2 separate regions of the Homo sapiens genome follow, and region 1 is linked to region 2. Evidence: chromatin contacts called from ENCODE Hi-C or POLR2A ChIA-PET data. All regions are on one chromosome and are shown on one strand. Each heading gives the region's core, a stretch centred on a gene start or an enhancer-like site at or near the end of the contact. The rest is flanking DNA. Distances are from core to core; before and after follow the strand shown. Region 1 overlaps NT5E (5'-nucleotidase ecto). Region 2 holds the start of RWDD2A (RWD domain containing 2A).

Region 1 (3,631 bases), core at 596-3,095, 2.3 Mb after region 2:
CAGCCCAGTATTTTTGAAACCCAAATACCTGGAATTTTGCCTGATGTTTAAAGCCAAAACCAAATGAAAATGTGAAGAACCAAAGGAGATTTTATTCTTCTGTGACTCAAAATCCTGTTGTTATTGTTAAATGAACCCTGTGGGATACAGTCTGGTATTTTTAACACCTTCTGGGGGTATTTGTCAATATTTACATTTGATGTGGATAGCTTATAAAAGTCCAGTGGCTTTGGGTAAACCCTGTTCACTAAGAATAAGACCCAGAAGGTCATATGAATCAACGATCAAAGAATGAAGATATTCTGAATCCAAGTTTCTTGTTTTGATTATTAAAAATACCTTGCAATTAGTTAGGCATGAGAGAAAGCTTGTGTATAAAGTTTGGCTTGTAATTCACATGAATTCTCTATACAGGCCAAAAACTACCTTCCCTTTGGGAATATACAATGACCTTATTTGGAAATTACTTCAGGTAATTATGAAGTAATAATATCTCTATTCATATGCTAAAAAGAATTCAAAATAACATTCAATTATCATCTCTTAGAAACTAAATTAAACGGGTACTCACCCAAGTTGAAATGCAAACAAATGCATGATATCATTATGTGACCCTCCCCTAGCCCTTACCCTGTCCATGGCAGATGCTAAGAAAAACTTGTCCCTAAGAAGAGAGAAGTCAATTGATTTAGTCAGCCTTTCCCACTGTGTTTGGACTGAGCCTCAGAACCCTCCTTATCCCCATACTGCAAGGAGTTACTGTCAATCAACTAGAGATGGCGCTCAAGATAAAATTATTTTCCATCCTGTACTAATATAATAATAAGCATGGAATCTATTTATTGGTTTTTTCACAACAATAAAATATATCTTTAGCAAGTAACAAATGGTAGAGGTAATACTTTTAGATAAAGAGGGAAGAATCCTTCTGACTTTTCTCTTTATCACATTTTACCCACACACAATGTGGATGGAATCTGCAACTGAATTTAGCAGTCACACTGAAACTCTGCTGCATGACCACACTGTCCTGAGGCCATGTGCCAACTTCTATGTTTTTTTTTCCCAAAGCTCTTCCAAGGAAGAGCTGCCACTTCTCCATTTACTCTTTTCACCTGTAAATGAATGCTGCCGTTGGTATTGAGAAAATGGGTGAATGAAAGAAATCATGAGAACACTCCTGGGGTGAGAGCAAGAGGAATGAAAACACGTGGTGTGAGAGCAGGTCAGAGATGGTGGTTAACACAGGAACCAGGATGGAGGCCTCAGACTTGACCCTGGCCTGCAGGACGTTGGCCTGCATTGTCTGCAGGAGGAAACACAGAGGTCAGTGGATATCCTGCGGTCTTCCATTAAGGCCTCTTACTATTCTGGAACATTTTATTTTTATAGAGAAATCTCCCACTTCCTGATCTCCCCAGTTAGAATTGATTGATCAAAGCAGTCCCTCTCCCTGTTATTAAATAATTAAATAATATGCATTAGTTGATCCCTATAACCACTTAAAATGTATCTAACACAGGAGAAATCTTTGGTAAATATTTACTGAATGAATGAACAAATAAATAATTGGAGGGAGGGAGAAAGAGACAGAGTTAAATCCTGAGGCTGGAGTTTTTGGTCCTTCAGCCCCTTATCCCATTGCCCCTGGCAGCCCCATCCATGTGACCTTGAATTCTGTCCAAGTCTCATCACTTTCTATGTGTGTTGTAATGGAAAAAAGGTTACAAAACACAGTCTTTCTGGCCTGGAGTACCAAAATAGTAAAGACTTCTGTTTTGAAAGCCTCTGACAAATGAACACAACAGCCACAGTGATAACTTTAGCAGGAAATTGAACCACAAAAAGCAAGCGAGCCACAAAGCCCTGAAGGCTAAAAATGCCTCACAGGCCAAGAGGCAGTTAGGTTGCACCTGAGACAGAGGCTGCTTTCTTAACTGGGAAATGGGTGTCTCCAGATATATAAAGCTGTGAGGAGATCACCATGGCCCAGCTCTGACGAGCCACTGGTACAGCATTGTTGGTTAGTTTGCCTCAACCTGCAGCAGAGTTTTTATTCCAAGAGTTAACAGTTAGTTAGGCTTTTTCCAAAGGTTGAGATGACACCCCAACTCCCACACCCATTTCCGTCCTGCCCCAGCTTGAAACCAGGCAAAGTGAGTTAAGACATTGGGAGATGGGAGGGGACAGGAGGGGTAGAGGCCTGGCACCCCTCTCTCTTCTGTTTCAAGAGACACTTTGTGGAGTTGTCTAGAGAGACTGGGGGTAACTGCTCCTTCTGCCCCCAATCTCCCCTTAGCTCCCCACTCCTCCCTATCCTGCCAGGCCAACCACCAGCAGAGAAGGGCGCTTAGCTCCAGTGACGCTGTGAGTGAGGTACTTGTGAGGATGCATATGGTTCCTGTTGGAAATGCACGGAGGAGCAGTGAAACACCAGAAGCCCCATCCTCTCTCCTGCCCGTGCCCTCATGCCCAGCCAGCTGAATATTCCTGTGGCTTCCACTCCTGCACTGTCCCCTCAGTGTCACCTCCCCACCACATTCCCACAGCCCCACTTGCTGTGTCACCTCTCCCCTGAGGGAGAGGTGTCTTCCTGCCAGTCTCTTCACCACCAGGCTCACACAACTCCCATCCATTCACTGCAGGCTGCCAGACTGAGCTTTCCAAGCACCCCCGGACTGCCTCCAGCCCTACTTTCTCTTCAAGGCTTCCCACTTCCCTCAAAATGAAAGCCCTGACTCCTTGGACACCATACAGACCCTCCCTGATCTCCCAGCGATGCTCTTAGCAGCATCATTTTTTTTTCTGCCAGATTTTCAGGTGCCCTCAGTTCCAGGAGCACCAAATCACCTGGATGCCATGAGCTGCTTATGACACAGTTCAAGGTGTGACATCTTTGAGGTCTCTCCATAACACCTCTACTGCAGACGTCTGTCTCTGGTGTATCAGCTGTACCTTGCACACATGTCTCTAACCATCTGTCCACTGTGTCTGTCTGTTCACACATCAGATTGACCCTATGTTCTCTGTGACACCAGGTGAGCTCTGGCACCAGTGCCCAGCAGATGATTACTGAATGATTAATAAAACTACTCACTCCACCTGCTGCTTTTAAATGGGCTCCATTTTGGTATGATTTGGTGCGTGAACCATTAAAACTTTTCAGAAGTCAGGATTTGAAACAAACTTGGTAAAAAGTAGTTAAGCAATGTCTTCGTTGTAAAGTGAGAAACCAAGTTGCTTGGAAACAGGTGAAAAGCTTAGCCAGCAGCTTCACAATTCACAGCCTGGCACTCCAGTAGCCCTCTCTGGACAATTGCCCAGGTTTTCTTGTTTTCATTTCTGTGTTTTAATTTACAAGTTACCTTTATATTTCTACTAATACCTTACTGGCACTTGTTTGTGAATGAAACAATTTTTTTGAGAGTTTGTTAATTGTTCTGTGTGAGTGTGGAAAGTTTCTTTCATATAAGATCATCAATTCTTTTTTTAAAAATAGTGTTTTAGGTTTTCTCCTACATAAAGAAAGTGGTGGGGGTGAGGAGCTGGGGGTGGACCAGATGCTCACATTGTATTTCTATGATTTTGCTGTTGGAGATACTGAAGATCATTTTGCTGGGCTTTGCTCTCT
Region 2 (3,471 bases), core at 635-3,134:
TATCCCCAAATATCTGAGAAATCTTTGTGGTTCTTTTGCTATTTCTCCCAAACTACAGAGACATATTCTTAAAGGAAAAGCAAAAGGCAACAGTTTCTTCTCCAAGACTACCCAGATCTTTTTCCATTTGCTAAAAACAATCAGGACACCCTTCTAAGATGTTGCTCTAAAACTAGCAATATCTTCTTCTGAAAGAATGCCACCTTTTTCCTTTACTTTTAAAAATAAAACATCGGCCGGGAGCGGTGGCTCACGCCAGTAATCTTAGCACTTTGAGAGGCCAAGGCAGGCGGATCACCTGAGGTCAGGAGTTTGAAACCAGCCTGGCCAACATGGCGAAACCGCCTCTCTATTAAAAATACAAAAAAATTAGTCGGGCGTGTTAGCTGGCGCCTGTAATCCCAGCTACTCGGGAGGCAGAGGTTGCAGTGAGCCGAGATCGCGCCACTGCACTCCAGCCTGGGTGACAAAGGGAGACTCGGTCTCAAAAAAAAAAAAAAAAAAAAAAAACAGGCCAGGTGAGGTGGCTCAGGCCTGTAATCCCGGCATTTTGGGAGGCCAAGGCGGGCGGATCACGAGGTCAGGAATTCAAGACCAGCCTGACCAACATGGTGAGACCCTTGTCTCTACTAAAAATACAAAAAGTAGCCTGGCGTGGTGGTGCGCGCCTGTAGTCCCAGCTACTCAGGAGGCTGACGCAGGAGAATCGCTTGAACCCGCGGGTGGAGGTCGCAGTGAGCCGAGATCGCGCCACTGCACTCCAGGCTGGGCGACAGGGTGAGACTCCGTCTCAAAACAAACAACAACAAAAAATCGGCCCTTAGCCCACTAATACTGTTTTCTCTGGGATACTCCCATTAAGTGGAACTTGGGGTTTCCAACCTCAGTCAGTAGTTTTCCTTCAGTAGTCCATATACTACATTTCCTGGGTCAATTAATTCCCAATTAGCCCAGAGATGAGGAGCAGTCCGCCAGCTGCTAGCCTCATAATTTTGTTTTCTTTATTGTCCTTCATTGCTTCAATGAACAGAACTTGCAAGAAATGGTGAAAAATACTTGCTTTTGTCCAGTTGGAAAAAGCTGGCATTCAGTAAACTAATTTAGTTCAAGACAGTGATCAGATCTCTTTCCTAAGGATGAATACATATTTGTAAAAACTGAGCAGTCAGTTATGTGTCATGATTATTCATAAGAGTGTAAACCAGTCCTGTTAACTCCAAAAAGCCATTAAAAAAAAAAAGGTCCAGATAATATGAGTTCATCCTTTCATGCGTTTTAGGCCCTACAACTACTTTCAATGCCTCTGCGAATGCCTTTATTGAAAGCATATTTGCCAAATCCAGCGTCCACGCAAAAAGTTAAGAGTATCCCCCTACTCTCCATTCAATCTTCAAATCTCCTTGGTGCCTCTCTCCCGCCTACCCTCGAATCACCGCACAAGGGTGATTCCCGGCACTCCACCCTGAGGTCCCCGCCTAGGTCCACGTACCAGAGCCCCGGCAGGAGACCCGCGGCCCGTCCCGACCAGCCCGCCCGCGGGGCGCAGGGGCCTGTAGGTGTGTCCCGCGCGCTCCGCCGCTCGGTCAGTCGCCCGCCAGACCACTAGCCCCTCCGTCGGGCCGAGAATCTGACCTGTCCCGCTCCCACCGAGCCCTTGCCGACCGGTAGTCTCCCTTCTCAACTCCGAGCCTCGGGGCCCGGCTTACCTCGGTCAGGAAGCCCCCTTCACCTACACGCAGCGGAGAAGCGCCCAAGCAACAACGTCTGCACCCAAACCCAGTCCTCAGAACCGCAGACGTGGCCCTGCGTGGCTTCCGGCTCGTCGCCACGCCCCCTGGCCAATCACGGCAGAGGACTATCCGCCAGCCCCGCCCCCGCCTCGCCGCAGGTCGCGCGCAGCTGGCGCCTGAGGAACTGCGGCTGCGGTTCCGAGCGGGGTCTGGGGCTGTTACCATTGAGTGACCAGAAAGGGTGAGGCCCCCGCGGTGGCCCGGGGGTTGGGGCCGAGGGTCGCGGGCCCTCAGAGCACTGCGGCCGCGGAGGCACAGCCTCCGCCTCCAAATCCGGGCCTCTGGGGGCGGCAGGCCCTGCGTTCCTGGGAAGCCGGGGTTCCTAGTGGTCTTGGCTAGGGGCGGGGGTGGGGAATCAGCCCCGTCGCTGGGCCTCGGACAGGGCGACCTCGCCCACAGTGAGCGCCGCCGGCGGCCCGCATCCCCCTCTCCGACGTCGAGGTCATCTCCCAAACCTTTGAATCTGGGAAGCCTTCTCCGGCTGCCGTCTCCCCGGGTACCCCCTTCCCCCAGCTCACTGTAAACATCTTTTATTTAATGACCTCTGAGACACCCCCTACCCTTATCCTGGGTCCCTCGGGGCAGAGGCCAGTGAATCGTAAACGTCCGGAGCCCTGGAATGCGGCCCAAGCGAAAAGGCCACCGCGGTGTTGGGGGGGGGCGGTCCGCGAGTCCAGGACCGAGGGGTGGCGACTGGCGCTGGGGAACTCGGAGCCCATCCTGCTGGCACTGCGGCCTCTCTCGCCGCAGCGTCTGGCTCCGCCCAAGCCCGAGCCCCGGGTGGGATTGGAAGCCGGGCCCCAGCCTTTCCCAGAATTCAGGCTTGCAGAGCGTCTGCAGGTGTCTGCCTGCCACCTGCAGCGGGACAGTTCCAAACACCTGTTGAAAGTGCAGATTCCCCTATCTAGTGCGGGGTGCGGGAGGCGGGAACCCGGAGCCCGGGTACGCAGAATATGGGTTTTTACGGAGTGTTTTAGAGGATGTTGTGCATACTAGATTTTGGAGTCAGGAAATAAAGAAGAGTGCAAGTGTCTGGTTTGTGCCCCTAGCTCTCGGTGCAAAGCGTTCCTGCAGAATTGCTTCCACGTAAAGGGACCTTCGGGAAATTTCGCTGGATACCGGCTGGCATTGACAAACCCAGCGTCCCTGAGCCTTGTGAGGTTTCCAGGCAGGCTGATTGCGAGGCAACATGTCTGCTTCGGTGAAAGAAAGCCTTCAGCTTCAGCTACTGGAGATGGAAATGCTGTTTTCTATGTTTCCTAACCAAGGAGAAGTAAAACTTGAAGATGTAAATGCCCTGACGAATATAAAGAGGTATTTGGAAGGCACAAGGGAGGCGCTGCCACCAAAAATCGAATTTGTAATTACACTCCAGATTGAAGAGCCCAAGGTAGGTACCCTGATTTAAGTGTTTGCCAGGTGCCCAGTTTTTAATTGAAACATCTAGAACATGAGCTTTCTGTCAAGGAAAGATAGAAATATTCCAGGTGCATATTTCCTTGTTTGAAAGATACGGAATGCTCTATAAATTGTCTTCAGTAAATATCTTTAATTTTATGTAAACATATACACCTTTTTAACAAATATACCTGGAGTTTTTATTGACGCTATCTTGCAGTCTTATGCCATTATTATTTTGTTCACCCATCCAGTTGGACTACCTTTCACATGTATCATGATT

Evidence for each region. Hi-C counts contacts between places; a loop is a spot of excess contacts on that map. ChIA-PET counts read pairs that join two places held with the same protein, here RNA polymerase II (POLR2A). Pooled maps may share reads with other maps.
Region 1: a loop to region 2 is called in a map of endothelial cell of umbilical vein, with 5 times the contacts of the local background. The contact joins the enhancer-like site here to the promoter of RWDD2A in region 2. A Hi-C loop is called at or near these places in 1 of 168 maps with a recorded cell type or tissue (endothelial cell of umbilical vein) and 6 of 50 pooled maps. POLR2A ChIA-PET finds 5 or more read pairs at or near these places in 1 of 52 experiments (activated T-cell).

What each region holds. Positions count from the first base shown.
Region 1 is chr6:85,459,591-85,463,221 of GRCh38, forward strand. All of the region lies in intron 1 of NT5E (5'-nucleotidase ecto), which reads left to right. Among named protein-coding and RNA genes, the nearest start is that of NT5E, 11 kb to the left of the region's middle. Within about 2 kb of position 1,846, at least 14 of the 41 ENCODE cell types and tissues checked have a DNase peak (open chromatin) inside an H3K27ac peak, as active enhancers do; they include endothelial cell of umbilical vein, where a contact is called at or near this core.
Region 2 is chr6:83,191,473-83,194,943 of GRCh38, forward strand. RWDD2A (RWD domain containing 2A) reads left to right here and starts at 1,885. Exons shown (of 3, transcript NM_033411.5): 1 at 1,885-1,971; 2 at 2,840-3,180. The coding sequence starts at 2,980. It overlaps PGM3 (phosphoglucomutase 3), which reads right to left and starts at 1,793. Exons shown (of 13, transcript NM_015599.3): 1 at 1,707-1,793. RefSeq lists silencers at 1,444-1,513, 1,814-2,183 and an enhancer at 1,756-2,255.